Regions from separate parts of the Homo sapiens genome. Here region 1 is linked to region 2. Evidence: chromatin loops called from intact Hi-C (ENCODE). Cell type or tissue: heart right ventricle. All regions are shown on one strand.

Region 1 (8,000 bases), 1.1 Mb after region 2:
TGCGCAAGAAGGGTCACATTATTTTTCTAAAATAAGTTGTTGACTGACACTAATTGTTCAATAACACATTTAAATGTTTTTTCAAATACTTAAAAATCTAAAAATGATTCTTAGCTTGCGAGGCATACAAAAACAGGTGGCAAACCGGATTTCACCCATGGACCATAGTTTACTAATCTCCAATTTAGACTAATTACTGGCAAGATATTTGTAAAATTCTAGTGTTCCAATATTATCATTTTAAGTTCTCAATACAATGCACTGCTGTTCAAAAACTTCCTTTTGTAATTTTTATTCGCACTAGCAGTAGCAATTGAAAAAGGCAAATTAAGCAATATTATCATCAAGTCTAAAGGTTTAAATCAGAGTGTCTTTTTTGGATCATAGTCTTCGACTTCACAATTTGGTGCTGCAATAAAGGGTTAGTCCATAATTTTCATATCTGAAAACCAGTTTCAGTGCAAAAAATGGGCTAGATCATTCCTACCCAGATGAGTTTCCCAAAGATGTAATTTTGTTATATATGAATAAATCTGCTTATATGATTTTTTTAAGGGGCAGGGGTTATATCATCAACCACAAGAACCAAATCTTTGATTCAGCCATCACTGGTGAGCCAAGATGGATATTTTAACCTTGATGACATTAATAAGTAAATTTCTTTCAGCCGCTCAAAATTGAGTTCTCAACATCCACTGTAGCTATTTGGAGCATGAACTGTGTGGGCCATGGTTAGTGCCTTAGCTATTATTGGTATGGCTTTTAAATTTAGAGCTCAAAGTGGTTTCTTGTTAATGGTACAATAAATTGGCTTAAATTCTGTGTCTTGACAAAATCTTGTTACATCGTGCTTATATTTCATAAGTCTGATGGTAACACTGACCCCTACTGGAGTCCCATCCGTAGCCATGGTTACCAATTCTGAAAAGTGTACTTTAAAATTCTAAAAAAAACAAAAAACAAAAAAAAAAAAACCTCTTCTCCATACACAAAAATAAGCTACTTCCTAATGTGCCTTTTTGAAGCGCCATTTCCAAAAAAAATTTTTAGTCATTTCAAAATACTCTCCAACACAAATAGCTTTTAGGTTTCTATACACTTATCAGCTGCAACGAAAAAATGCCAGAAATAACTTAGGTTTTTTCATATAACTTGTCTTGCAAGCTCTAAGCCATATTTACAACATACTGAGCAGTAAAAGCTACAGATATTACATTTGTAAATGTTAGTTTCTGTTTAGGACTTGTGCTTTCTTTTGCCTCCAATAAACTTTCTTTTTAAACTTGCCTTTGATACAAAGTTTTTGTTGCCTGAGCAATTTTTTTTTCACTTAATATGTAAGCATTTCTAGACAGCATCACTGTGAAAGTTAATTTTATGTTTCAACTTGACTGGGCCATGGGGTGCACAGATATTTGGTCAAACATTATTCTGGGTGTGTCTGTGAGCATGTTTCTGGAGGAGATTGACATTTGAATAGGTAGACTGAGAAAAGCAGATTGCCCTCCCTAATGTGGGTGGGCCTCATCCAATCAGTTGAAGGCCTGAACAGAAAGCTGACTATCCCCTGAGAAAGGGAAGATTCCTTTGCCTGACTGCCTTTGATCTGGAACATCAGCTTTTCCCTGCCTTTGGACTCAAATTGAAATGTCAGCTCTTTCTTGAGCCAGCCTACCTGGAACTACACCATCAGCAATTCTGGTTCTCGGGCCTTTAGACTCAGACCGGAATGACACCATCAGCTGCCCTGGATCTCCAGCTTGCTGACTGCAGATCTTAGGACTTGTCAGCCTCCATAATCACTTGAGCTAATTCCTTAAAATAAATCTCTCTCTCGCTGTCACTCTACACACACACACACAAACACGTTGATTCTTTTTCTCTGGAGAATCCTAATACCATCATTTATTCTATTTGTTTTTCAAAAATCCTGTTGAAATTTCAGTCCTCTTCTTTACATTTAAGTCTATCATCATGCATCTTTTCCCTATACCAGTCATAATTCTTCCTTTGATTTCTTTCATAATGGCTCCTTAAATTGTATTTTTTTTAAAAAATCAGGCACACTTTACATCTTAAAGAGGTAGGACTACTCTTTATTTTCACAATCAAGCATGTTCTTATGCAAATTTTTGTAAATACAAGCCTACATCTGTCTCATTTTCCAATTTTTAATAGAAACATGAGTGTAAAAAAATTTCACTTTCATTTACCTGCACTTCAAAAGAAAACTAATATTGCAAGCAGGGGCAGATTACCCCAGCACAGAAAGTGGACAAATTTTTATGATATCAGGTCAGTAACAAGAGTTTCTGGGGGAAGGTAAGAAGATGAGGAAGGAATCACTGTGAGCTGTGAGCAGCTCCCTGGATTGGTGATGTCCTATGGAGTGCCACTAGAGTTCTAGGTTTAGCAATTAACCCCTCTGGTCTGCTTTATGAGGGCTTCTGGGAAAGGCTGGGCAGATGGTTCACTGCACAAACTTCCAGATATGTGATGAATAGGGCAACTGTAATATCAGCCTGGAGTTAAGGCATCTTCTTTTAGTCTCCCCAAGAGCTCCTATAAGTGTCCCACCATGTGGGACACAGAGGATGGTTCTGTTTCAGTTGCTGGTGTATCACACTAGTGCACCATGTGCACAGTTCAGTGAATTTCTGGCCAGGTGATTAAATAATACATCCAACAGTGCTACAATTCTGTTGATATGGGAACAAAGTCAAACAAGAGGCCATGAGTTCATTTATTCAATCAGTTACTTTTGGCTGAGTACCACCTACTTTGTGCCAGCTCTGGATATACCCTCAACACCCTAGATCTCTGTCTCATGTATGTTCCTCTTCCACTTCCATGTGTCAAAATTTAATTCAAGCATTACTCCCTCAAGGAAACTGCCATTTTTTCCCTTCAGATCTCCCAAACTTCCCTCTCAATCTGGGAGATAAATCTCTGCTTTGTGCTCCCAATACATCTGGCTAAATCATTTTATAATATGGTTTTCTTGCCTGGCTCCCCCTCGGCCTTAAGCTGCAAGAGGACAGGGGTTGGGTGGAGCATTTTTCAGTTCACTCAGGAGGGGTGAATGGAATAAACTTAGGATAAGGCCAAAGACTAATCAAGCACACACCCAAGCCCACACACAGCCCAGAAAAGAGAGCTCTTCTGGGAGGATGAGAAGGGCTCAATGATTGCGTTGGATGTGAAAAACCATCCTCTTTTTCTAGGCTTCCCGCAGAAGAAGAAATGACTCAAGAGCCATCCTATCTGAGCCCAGGACTTCTCCTTGATATAATGGGAATAACAATATCTCTCTCATTGGCTATTGTAAGGATCAAATCAGATAACTGATGTAAAATGCTTATCATAATTATACAGTACTTTTTTTTTTTTTTTGAGACGGAGTTTCACTCTTGTTGCCCAGGCTGGAGTGTAATGGTGCAATCTCTGCTCACTGTAACCTCTGCCTCCCAGGTTCAAGAAATTCTACTGCCTCAGCCTCCCAAGTAGCTAGGATTTTTAAGAGACAGGTCTCATTCTGTCACCCACACCAGGGTGCAGTGGTGCAATCCATAGCTCATTGTATAATAACATGGAACTCCTGGGCTCAAGGGATCCTCCCACCTCAGCCTCCCCAGTAATTCAGACTACAGGTGTGTGCCACCACTTCTGGCTAATTTATTTTTTGTAGAGACAGGGTCTCACTTTGTTGCCCACGCTAGTCGTGAATTGGCTTCAAGTGATTCTCCTGCCTCAGCCTCCCAAAGTGCTGGGATTACAGGTGTGAGCCACTGCTACCAGTCTTAAACAGTACTATTATCTTCCAGTCAGAAATTTCTATGGTCTTCTTCAAGGTGCAGATACTTGTTGCCACAGCCATCCCTTCAGGCCAACTTCTGACCCCTCTTCCCTGTTCATCTCCCCTATTCTGTCTTGTCTTTTTCTTCTCTCCACTTCTCTCTCCCCTCTTCCACTTCTTTCCTTTCCTTCCTTCTCCCTTCCTACTTCTCCTTTCCTCTACTCTCCTTCTCTCCTCTCTGGTCTCCCTTCTCTTCTTTTCTCTTCTTCTCCTCCTCCCTCCCAAACAACTCTAGTCTCTGCTTGCTTTGCTCAGGAAGCAGTACACTAGGCAAGAACTGAAACAAATTGCCTCCATCCACATGTAGTTCTACCACTAATAATGCCTTAGTTTTCTCAGATATAAAAAATGGATATTGATTTTAAAAACAAAATAACAAAAAGTAAAAAACAGTACTTCTGCAAGTCTAGATCTGAAAACAGTAATAAAACAAAAATAAAAAACAGCATTTAACACACAGCTGCTTTGAAAATAAGATACATACATAAGTACTTAGCAAATTCGCTGGCCCTCAGTATAGTGCTAAATACTGATTGTTATCTATTCCTATTCTTTCTTACCTCTTCTCTTCCTCTTCACCCAGGCTTAGGGTGCAGAGAAGAAAAGAAGTTTATATGGTACAGTCCACAGCAAAAGTTCTGTGACTTTCAAAGAAGCCCACTTTAGTCTCATACTAGCATCAGATAATTAAACAGTCTCCTAGCCACAGCAATTAGGCAAGAAAAAGAAATAAAAGACATCCAAATTGGAAAGGAGGAACTCAAATCATTACTGTTTGCAGACAACATGATCTTATACATGGAAAACCCTAAAGGCTCCCCCAAAAAAACTCCACCATTTAAAACTAGCAAGTAAATTCAGTGAAGTTGCAGGATACAAAATTGACATACAAAAAAACAGTAGCATTCTGTATGCTAATAGGGAACTATCTAAAAAGATCAAGAAAACAATTCCATTTACAATAGCTACAAAAAAAGATACCTAGGAATAAACTTAACCAAGAAGGTGAAAGATCTGTACAATAAAAAAAATTAAGGAAATAAAGATGACACAAATAAGTGAAAAGATATCCCATGTTCATGAACTGAAATAATATTGTTGAAGTAGACATACTATCCAGAACGATCTACAGATTCCATGCAATCCCTATGAAAATACCAATGACATTCCTCACAGAAATATTTTTTAAAATCCTGAAGTTTGTGTGGAACCACGAAAGTCCTCAAACAGCAAGAGCAGTCCTGAGCAAAAAGAGCAAAGCTGGAGATATCACAAAGCCTGACTTAAAAATATGCTACAAAGCTATAGTACCCAAAACAGCATGGTACTGGCAGAAAAACAGACACATAGACCAATAATGTAACAGAATAGAGAGACCAAAAATAAATGCATGCACCTATAGCCAACTGATTGGTATTGAGGGAGGGATTGAGGGAGGAGGATGGGGAGAGGTTGGTCAACAGGTACAAAGTTAGATAGGAGGAATAAGTTCTGATGTTGTATTGCACACAAGGTGACTATGGTTAACAGTAAGGTATTGTTTATATATCACGAAACAGCTAGAAGAGTTTTTTTTAATGTTATCACCAAAAATGCATGAGGTGATGAATATGCTAATTACCTTGATTTGTTCATTATACAACATATACATGTATCAGAACATGAAATTGTACCCTATAAATATGTATAATTACAATGTGTCAACTAAAAATGAAAAAATAATTGAACTATCACCTTATTCACCTTCACCACACATTGGTCATATTTCTGACCAATCTAGATTGTTATGGTCATAGGTGATGATGCCTGTGTGACCCTGCAAAATTAACACTAGATATTCTCATGAAAAACAAAGCGTTTGCTTCATATGACCTTATTCTATTTGCAGAAGTAATATTCTCTTCTACTCCCACTTAGGAAATATCAAGTACTGGAAAAGGCAAAATATCTCTTCTTTACAAAAGTTAACCAAGAAGAGAATTGCATGCTACTGCATGGAACAGATCCTTCCTCCCTTCTGAGACCGACAAGAAAATCGCATAAAGGAGTACTAGTTAAGGTGTGGTCCATAGACGAGAGACTATCTGTGAACTGTTTGTGATCAGTAAATAAGAGAAATTGATGGGTGAAGCATGTGGGTGGGCTCCTGTAATCACAGCTAGGAGAGAGGATTGCTTGCGTTAGAGTCCATCCTGGTCAATAACGAGATACTCTCTCTAAAAACAAAACAAAACGAAACGAAAACTCAGCAGGCCACCAACTAGGATACTCCCTAGGTCAAATGACCGAGCCTCTAATTCTGTGATTGTTGTTGCTGTGCGCACGTTAATAAAACAAACAAACAAACAAAAAGTGAAGATGTTTAGAAAGTTTACAGTACTTTGGCATTGTCCTGATAATCCAAGCTCCTGATCAGCAGATTCTATTCAGCCAGGTATAGGGCAGTTCGAGTGTTGTCAAATTTGTGATTCCCATGAGGCCAGGCTGCTTACTGGTAATGCATAAAGGACCACATCCTGGTTCGCGAAGAGTTTGGGGGTAGAGGAAAAGGAGGGAGAAACTGATCCTTCATCACAGGTAGTTTGAGAGCACTGATGTAAACTATAGTCACACTTTTGTAGTATAATTGATTATTATCCTCAATAGATCATTTACACTAAGTCGGAAAAAAGTGGAAACATCAGATATGTGGGATATGCGTCACCTTGTACATTTCTCAGCTGGAAAAGTGTAAAACATCTCAATTTTGCACCTCCCTTTTCAAACATGTCTTTGGCTAAATCAATGTTGGCTCTAACCGCTCGTCCTAGAGCGAGTCCCGCCATCTTGTGGTTGAAGATGTTGACTGCCACAGAGAATAGCGGGCTTTGACATCAACAGTTCTGATTGGGTAAAAAGACCCTCGTCTTGGGGTAGTTCTCTTTTGAAGTCCTAGAGTCCGTCACACACAAACGCCTTCTTCCCGGTAAGTCCATTGTAAACAACGGAATGGACTTTAGGGAAAGGAAAGGAAAACGTGTTCTTTAAGACTCTTTAAATAGCGTTTTCACCCATTAGCAGAATTCTCTGATTCATGAGCAGCACTAAGTAGATACCGTGTGCGTGCATTTTGAATGAATTCATTTCTACACTATTTTATAGGAGTATTGAATAGTTGGGAATTGGAACCCCTCCAGGGGGAACCAAACATTGTCGTTCAGAAGAAGACAAAGAGAGATTGAAATGAAGCTGTTGATTTCAACACACAAATTCTGGTGGTAGATGAAAGCAAAGCAAGTAAGTTTCTCCGAATCCCTAGTCAACTGGAGGTAGAGACGGACTGCGCAGGTTAACTACAGCTCCCAGCATGCCTGAGGGGCGGGCTCAGCGGCTGCGCAGACTGGCGCGCGCGGACGGTCATGGGACTTCAGCATGGCGGTGTTTGCAGATTTGGACCTGCGAGCGGGTTCTGACCTGAAGGCTCTGCGCGGACTTGTGGAGACAGCCGCTCACCGTGAGTTGCCCCGGCTTCGCGCCTGGCCAACCTCATGCCACCCAGACCATCGGGCCACACTCCGGAGTAACTATTTCCTGATGGGTCTCGGTCAGGTCTCCCAGAGTCTCTGGGATGTCCCTGGAGGCTGATGCCCGCCGAGGTGTTGGTCTGATTCCTAGCGCGGGAAACTCGAAGGTTCTGGGGGTTGTTATCTGGTTCAGCTACTTTCCTGCAATGAGGGAACTGAGGCCTAACGAGGGCGAGGGATTTGCATAGGGGCCTACAGCTGATAGGTGACAGAAGCCGGAGCTGGACTCCAAGGGTACAATCTTCTAAGCTTCTAAGTTACTATCAGCCCTTCCTGATTCTCACGACAGTGTCTAAACAAATACTGGAATTTGGGGCACGGACAGGAAGCGCCGTGGAGGCTCGGAGAAGGAGGAGGACGTGGGAGTGTTGGAACAATACTATCTAGACAGAGAGAGGGTAGGTGGGGGCAGAGGACATACACAGCGGAGTGGAGGTGGAGGAGGAGGATAGCATGGCCCAAATCGAAGGGAAGCGAAAGCCTTGAGAGACGAGAACCTGTTTTAACTATTGGAGTTAGTCATGGGTTCTGTATTCCGTAGACTGTAAAGTGTTGGAATAGAGAGATTAAAAAGAATCAAG
Region 2 (8,000 bases):
AATTTGGATTTAGATTTAGATTTCTTACATTGCTAGCCGCTCATTGGTGATTTCTGCTCTGGAAGATGTAAAAGGGCCTTTGGAAGATTATGTAGTTTACCTATATAGATTGCTCTTTTTACTTTATAGCAGTCTTACACAAGGAATTGTCCAATATTCATCACTAATCTGGAGCTTTTTCTAACTCAGTGGTTCTTAATCTTATTTACACAATAAAGTTGCCTACAAGTCTTAAAAAAAATACTAAGCCTGATTCTATCCTACACCCTCTGACTCAGTTGGTCTGGGGAGGGGGTAGGTATTAGATTATTTACAAGCACCTCTCTGATCCTAATGTGCCTCCAGGCTTCAGAGCGTCCGCTAACTGCTAACATTGTGAGGTTATGATTGTCCACCAGATGGAGACAAAGCACTTCTCAATGAAAAAGACCCTGGACAAAACCCATTCTCTGGCCTTACATATGCAACTCCAATTTATGTAATATACTAAACAGGGCAAAAATGTGGAAAGATAGGTAAAATTGTCTTTGGTACTGTTGCTTGCCAACCAAATAAATTCTTGCCACCACTGGGGAAGATTCCAGGAACTAATTAAAAAATAACACATGGCCAAAAATATATTTTTTCATCCAGTTACCTGAATTAGCATGTACAAATATTTTCAAACCTTTTCCTAGTTTACTTTGATAAAATAGACCATATAAATGAGAAGTGTAATATTGTTCATATATTATAGAGTGGAAAATTTTGAAATAAGATCACTCCAAGAATTATGCAAATGGAAATCAACGTCAGCACAAGTAAATTAGCGTAAGATGTGTTGCTCACAGGATTTTAGGAAATCTGCAGATGCAATAATGTGGTTTTGATTTTTTCTGAAGTCTGAAGTACTTGATTGGCAACTCCCACTTTCATTTCTTTCATCTCATTTGTCTAGCTCTGTCATAGAAGCTGTAAAACTACAAACTCCGTCTCTCTGTTCCCTTGTAGGGAGAGATGGTCAATGAGATGTAAGTGAAATCACTAAGGAGGACTTCCCTTCCTGAATAAAATGACAATACCTCAGTACAAGAAATGTCTTTTTCCCTTGTCCCTCCACTCCCGACCTCTTGCTACTATCTTCCCGGAGACATGAAACTTAGAAGTGGAGCAGCCACCACTGTCCATGGGATGACAAGTGTGAGGACAAAAGCCAGTGTAACAAAGAAGGGCAGAATGGACAGGTGAGAGCAGCCTGGGTCCCTCTTTTATGGCAACTCTGAGCAGTTGCTATGCTGACGGGGGACTGCCTATGTTTGCACTTGCTATGAGGGGAAAAGCAACTGTTGATCAGGCTTCCTATTGTTCTCAGATAAATTTTATTCCTAACTGATCCATCACTGAGAAGTTACTATATTGGCATATAGACCATAAATATATTTATAATGTTGACTTTAGACATTATCCTTTCTAAAGAAGCCCTGTGGGCTTTAGACAAAGCTAAGACTTTAGAAGTTTAAGCTTCTTTGTTGTTATTTCTAAAAAGCATGTATTAAGTGCCTAAATTGTCAATACCAGGCAATCTGCCAAGTGTTCATGCCCTAACAACATTTCCTGAGCCAAAGGCACAGTTTGACATAACACCTGATTATGGGGTGAATATTTTCAACAGAATTGTGCTAGAAAATCCAGGCTGTCTGTTGTTCTACTTGACGCAGGCTGTGATTTCTTCAGGGTAGGCACCAGGTCAGAGCAAATACATCACTAGAAACAATAAATGAAATAGCAACAGACAACAAGGTGTTTGCATTATGACAGGCCAAATTTGATCTAAAGGGTAAACAACAAACAAAGGTATCTAATTGGAAAAAGAACTGAGAAAGGGTAAGAGTTTCACATTTTGAAAAGCAGGTTGGTAATTTGTTATTTGATGGTGAGGATATTCAGGAATGTTGCCATTCTGTGGTTCACAGCAGGAGAATTTCATGGAAGAGGATTTCCATGAGCTCACAGGCTGTTTAAAGAACTGGAGAGAACTGAATTGGCAAATGGGGGAAAATATTAGGTTGGTGCAAAAGTAATTGCAGTTTTTGCCTTTACTTGCAATATGTTATAGGCACGTGATTCTGCCTTGGAAGGTCATAAAGACAAAAGGTTGGCCTTCCCTGGAGCAAAACATAGAAATATGTCCCCTGGGGCCGTGTCATATGCCAGTCCTGTAAGCAGCATGGGGGACAGTGATGGTCTACTTAGGTAAGGCAAAAGTGATTGACTGAGAAGTAGAAGGAAGTAAATCTCATTAAATGTTGAATTTCACTGGGGTCTGTTTCTGACACACTTCTTACTTTTATGCATTTAACTATGTGCTGGATAACTTTCAGATTTTTATTTCTAAACTGTCTTAGTCTGTTTATGTTGCTGTAGAGGAATATCTGAGACTGGGTCATTTATAAAGGAAAGAGCTTTACTTGGCTTATGGTTCTTCAGGCTGTACAAGAAGCATAGTACCTGCATCTACTTCTGGTAAGGGCTTCAGGCTGCTTCCAACCAAGGCAGAAGGTGAAGGGGAGCTTCTGTGTGCAGAGATAACATGGTGAAAAAGGAAGCGAGAGAGAGAGTGGGGAGGTGCCAGACTCTTTTTAACAACCAGCTCTGGCAGGAACTAATAGAGCTAGCACTAGAACTCACTCATTACTGTGAGGACAGGCTGCAAGACATTATTGAGGGATCTGCCCATGACCCAAACACCTCCCATTAATGGCCTCTCCTCCAACATTGGGGATCAAATTTCAACATGAAGTTTGGAGAAGTCAAATATCCAAACCATAGCACAAACCTAATCTTCCAAATTTTCCAGCGTTCTCTCCCTGGATTTTTGCAGTTACTTCTAATTCACCGTATCTGCAAATAAACTCATTAAAGTGTCTTTTCTTCCTGTACATTATGTTTCTCATTCTGTATTTTTGACAACTATTTATTGAGTGCCTACACTGTGCCACTCAGTGTGCTAGGGCTGGGGATACAAGGGTGAGCAAGACCAGACCACACCCTCTTTCCTTTACTCCAACCTCCATCCTTTTCCATACTGCTTCCAGGCAGCTTTATCCAAAACTCATGTCTCAATTTTTTTTTTTTGAAATGGAGTCTCACTCTTCAACTCTTCGTCACCTAGGCTGGAGTGCAGTGGTGCGATCTCGGCTTACTGCAACTTCTGCCTACCGAGTTCAAGCGATCGTCCCACCTCAGCCTCCCCAGTAGCTGGGATTATAAGCGTGTGCCACCATGTCCAGCTAATTTCTGTATTCTTAGTAGAGACAGGGTTGGCCAGGCTGGCCTTGAACTCCTGACCTCAAGTCATCCACCTACCTCGGCCTCCCAAAATGCTGGGATTACAGGCATGAGCCACCGCTTCTGGCCATGTCTCAAATTTTTATATCCAAACTATCTTAGTGCATTTGCATTGCCATAAGGGAATATCTGAGACTGGGTAATTTAATAAAGAAAAGAACCATTTCACTTTCCTGGCTAAAGCTTTTCTAGTGATTTAGTGTTTTATGTTGTAAAGTTACTCTAGATTTTTAGCTTAGTTGTCGTTTTCTTCTTCCTCTTGAACTTTACATTTGAGCAACATCAACCTATTCATAGTTTCTTGAGCACGCTATGGCATTTCATGATTCTGAGCCTTTGATCATTCTGTACGGTCCCTGTAGATCCACTTTCTTCTTTCATCTTTGTTTAACTCCCACTTTACTTCTGTCTCACATGCCTTTTCTGTGCTCATAGTGGTTCTTATTTACCCCATTATAGCACTCAGCACATGTGGAGGAAAAGTTAAATATTAAATTTGAACTCAATTGAACGTGGACACAAACAGTAGTCACCAAGTCCTGGAACAGGTTGTGTGAGCCCCTTGAGGCATTCATTCAGCACTGTTTCAGAGAAATCTCTATTTCAATCTATTCCTATATGTTAGTTATCGAAAAACAACAAACAATCGCAAAAACAAGTTGACCTTTTTGTGCTCCTTGAGCCAAGTCGTGAAGGGCCCTCATGACTGGGCCTCATGCCAAACAACTCATTACAAAAAGAGCTAGGGTCCCAGACCATGCTGAATCTTCATGAGACCTCTCCTCGTCTGTGCATGGATGGGTGGCTGACTCTGGAGCCCAGGCTGTTGCTTCCCAGTCTGGTGATGATTCCTCCATAGTCTGGTGAATGTGTATCTATATGTTTTCCCTTCTCCCTTTCCCATTGCAATTAGCTTATTATATCAATTTGCTTATTATATCATTTGCTTATTGTATCTGCATTGCCATTTATGTGGGATAAAGGTTGTTTACCCTCAAAGGTATTGTGTGTGTGCCTTTTCTTTTCTCTTCACGCGTCTCCTGCACAGAATAGCACATTACACTATATTTGTATATTTCACATTTGACTCCTTTTCTGAATGAGTGCACATTAAGGAGGGAGACCTTTATGTCCAGCACTATGCTTGGCAAATGGAATTTGTAATGAAGCCCATTATTGAATGGAATTGGAAGTGAAGAGATAGTTTACTTGGAAAGGAAAGTATTTTGATGCCTATGACAAGAAAGCAATGGATGATTTAAAGTTTGATTGTCCAGTTGGCACCAAAAGTTAACAGCACAAATGTTACAACTTCCTTAAACAGACATACATTCACATCAGCGCACATCCACCTGATCCACTAAATTGTGAACATGTGCAGAGTATTATATTTAAGGTAACACTGATCAGTTATACCTTCCAATTTCAAAAGGAAATCACTCATTTTGCCCTAACGTGTGGTCAGGATTATTGTGGTAATGGCTGTTTGATCCTGAGTCAGTCCATGATAGCACACCTGAGAGTATGATTTATGGGCTGAGTTTTTACAGTTCAAACTGAGAGTGAGAAATAGTCTCTTGATAGCAATACACTGAAAGCATAGATGCTACAACAGCTTCTAAGATGGAGTGTTTATGGACCCAGGTGTTTGGACAGTGGGATAAGTGCAGCTGTATTTGAGACATACCTATATGAAACATTTTTTGTTGTTTATCTGAAATTCAAATTTAATTGGACATCTGGTGTTTTATCTGGCAAGTCTACATAAAATTGACTTGAAAAAACATATCCCAAATTAGGGGCTGCTTGATGTGCTAGGAATAAATACTGTTTTTTATACAGAAAAACTTTTTTAGTTACAGCTATGCATCTCTCTTAGCTGCTATCTCTTTATGAAGTGAGAGTTTCAGATTCGATCATTTTTAGATTTTGCTCAGCTTCACAAGCTTTGAGCAAATAAAATTTTACTAGAAAGACCAATATATAAAACAGATAAGAGCTGAGTTACTTATTAAAGTTGAGTATAGGTCCTTCCCCACCCCAACGTCGAATAATGGAGCACGACCTAAAAACTCCTAGATTTCATGATTTCTAAAATTCCTTCTACTTGTAACAGTCTGTGAGTCCAAATGAACTCATTTCATAGGGAGAAATAATCTAGTTTGTGGTTAGTCATAGCCTGTTCTTTCCTATTTATAGTTGAAAAGGCTAGAGAGAGAAGGAAAGAAAAGTATTATTACCAATGAAGGTGGCATTTAGGAAGGATAAAATGGACTTATTAACTATCTTCATTTATTCAACAGACATTTGTTGAGCAGTCTCTAAAGACAAGGTAATATACTATGTACTTTGAAGGGAGAATATTAATAGCAATTTTTAGAATGACCTCTTAATTTAGTTGGTGAGCTAAAATTTGTGCACAGGTAATTGTATCTGCTATTTTGTGAGGTTTACTATGTACTGGGTATTTTACTGCTTACAATGTTATAAAATATTTGCCTGAACATTGGTCCCACTCACAGTTCCTGTTCCTTTGCATTTGTTCTCATTGAAGCCTTACTTCCTTTCAGATTTTTTTTCCTAAAACTTACAAGGAAAGAATTCCTCTACATCTCATTTTTATCTCTGAATCTGTCTTGGTGATATAGGACATTTCTCTTTATTAGAAGCCCTGTCTTTGTTCAACTTTAGGATGATGAAGTCATAACAAGTTTTTCTCAAATATGCATTACTGAGACTCAATCTCCTCCAACAGTGTGATGTGTCCTCAGGTTGGCAGTCCAAGAGGTAATTTTAAACATCACTCTTATTTTCACCCATTCACATGCTGAGGCTGTTACCAGGCCTGCCATTTCTTGCTCTGCAGGAGTCCCCATATTTTCTCCTTTCTTCTTTTTCTGCCATGCCTAATTTCTCATCTAAGTTCTGGTTGTTTAACACCTACCTTATTGCTATTTTCTTTTATCCTTCCCTTTAATATTTTACATGACTCAGCATAAGTTCTCCTTAGGAACCCCTAGACTCATAGCAAAGCTGTTTGAACCCACTGCTTTGTCTTCGTGTTCCTGCCACTGACAATTCTGAGGTGCACGTTTGAACAAATATCAACATTTTGACACAGCTTTAAAAGATCAGTTATTTTTCATTCTCTTTTGGTTTTTAAAAAACATTTTTCTGAAGATGTCAGACAGATGATGGCATAGGAAGCTGAACCGCACATTCCTCCACAGAAACACTGATAAAAGAATGATGTTGATACAAAAATACCTTGAAGAAATTCAGAACCCAACTAAAAAGCAGAAGCACTCGACAGGAGCATAAACAGAGAGCAGTAACATTTATCTGGTTAAGAAGAGCAATTTCACGTTACCCACATCAGTTACTTCTGCAAACTGCCTTAGCTAAACACTGAGAAGATACCTCAGCCCAAGATTTCTCCTGTGGGGCAGGGGATTTGTTTGGAGGGTGAGCCTGGCTGTTTGGCCTTCTGGCCTCTCAGAGCACCCTCTATAAGGCCAGTTTTCATTTTGCATCAGAGTAAGCACTGGATGATCTCTAGAGCCTGGTTCCCTGAGAGAGTGAGCCCTTTACACCTGATACTGCTCTTTAAGATTAGGAATAGGCACAGAACTGATATTTTTCCTCCACAAAGGAGGGAAGGAAGTGAAGGGGGTCTATCTGCAGCATCTTAGGTTGCCCTCTATGGAGCTGGTTTCCATCTCTTCATAGCAAATCCTGAATGTGACAGATCTCAGCCTCCTGGGACAATTAGTAACTAAGAAAAGGGGCTGGCATCTCTTAAAGCCAGAACTATTCTGGTTATTGGGAAAAACCATAAACGAGGCTTTTCCTTTAGGTGGGAGGGAAGGGAGTGAAGAGACCCTTGCTTTAGTCTTGCAATGCACTCCCTCAGTGGTCAGTCACCATGTTGCTTCAAATTAAGCACTGAACTGGTAAAGCTCTCGCCCGATCAAAATTTGTCCATAAAGACTGAGAGAAGTATCTGCTTCTTCAAATATTTAGACAACAATGCAAACCTATAAGAAATGTGAAGAATCAGGAAAATATGACAATCAAAGGAACAAAGTGAATCTCTAGTAACCAATCCAAAAGAAATGGAGATCTGTGAATTACATGATAAAGAATTCAAAAATACTCATCTTACAGAAGGTCAGTGAGTTACAAGAGAACACAGATAAACTACTAAATGAAATCAGGAAAACAAGTAATAAACAAAAGAAGAAGTTCAAGAGAAAAGATAGAAACAATGCAAAGAACCAAACAGAAATTCTGCAGCTGAAGACAATGACTGAACTAAAAATTCACTAGTGAGATTCAAAAGCAGACTTGATCAAGCAGAAGAAATAATCAGTGAACAAGACAGGTCATTTTAAATTATCCAGTCAGAGGAGCAAAAAGAAAAAGAGTGAAGAAAGCCAAAGAGACTTATGGGATACCATCAGGTGAACCAATATGAGTATTAAGAGAGTCCTAGAGGGTGAAGAGAGAAAGGGGAAAAAAACCTGTCCAAAGGAATAATGGCTGAAAATCCTGAATTTTATTGTATATATGTGTATACATATGTATATAAAAATACACACACATGGCCGGGCACAGTGGCTCACGCCTGTAATCCCAGCACCTTGGGAGGCCGAGGTGGGCAGATCACGAGG

The links. Hi-C counts contacts between places; a loop is a spot of excess contacts. Peaks named below come from ENCODE experiments on the same cell type or tissue, not always from the same donor. Only the 100,000 strongest peaks of a DNase experiment are listed, where the experiment ranks them.
Region 1: a loop joins it to region 2, with 14 times the contacts of the local background. A loop is called at or near these places in 73 of 110 quality-filtered maps.

What each region holds. Positions count from the first base shown.
Region 1 is chr10:90,864,720-90,872,719 of GRCh38, forward strand. It overlaps RPP30 (ribonuclease P/MRP subunit p30), which reads left to right and starts at 7,255. Exons shown (of 11, transcript NM_006413.5): 1 at 7,255-7,349. The coding sequence starts at 7,268. RefSeq lists enhancers at 7,093-7,387, 7,106-7,375, 7,506-7,565. In heart right ventricle, CTCF peaks have their summits at 902 (motif pointing left) and 6,675 (motif pointing left); DNase peaks (open chromatin) are centred at 6,702 and 7,242; H3K4me3 peaks cover 1,613 bases; H3K27ac peaks cover 1,043 bases; H3K27me3 peaks cover 1,127 bases.
Region 2 is chr10:89,793,450-89,801,449 of GRCh38, forward strand. No RefSeq gene overlaps it. Among named protein-coding and RNA genes, the nearest start is that of LINC00865, 32 kb to the right of the region's middle. RefSeq lists a silencer at 450-499. In heart right ventricle, CTCF peaks have their summits at 400 (motif pointing right) and 600; no DNase peak of the experiment used is centred here; H3K27me3 peaks cover 782 bases.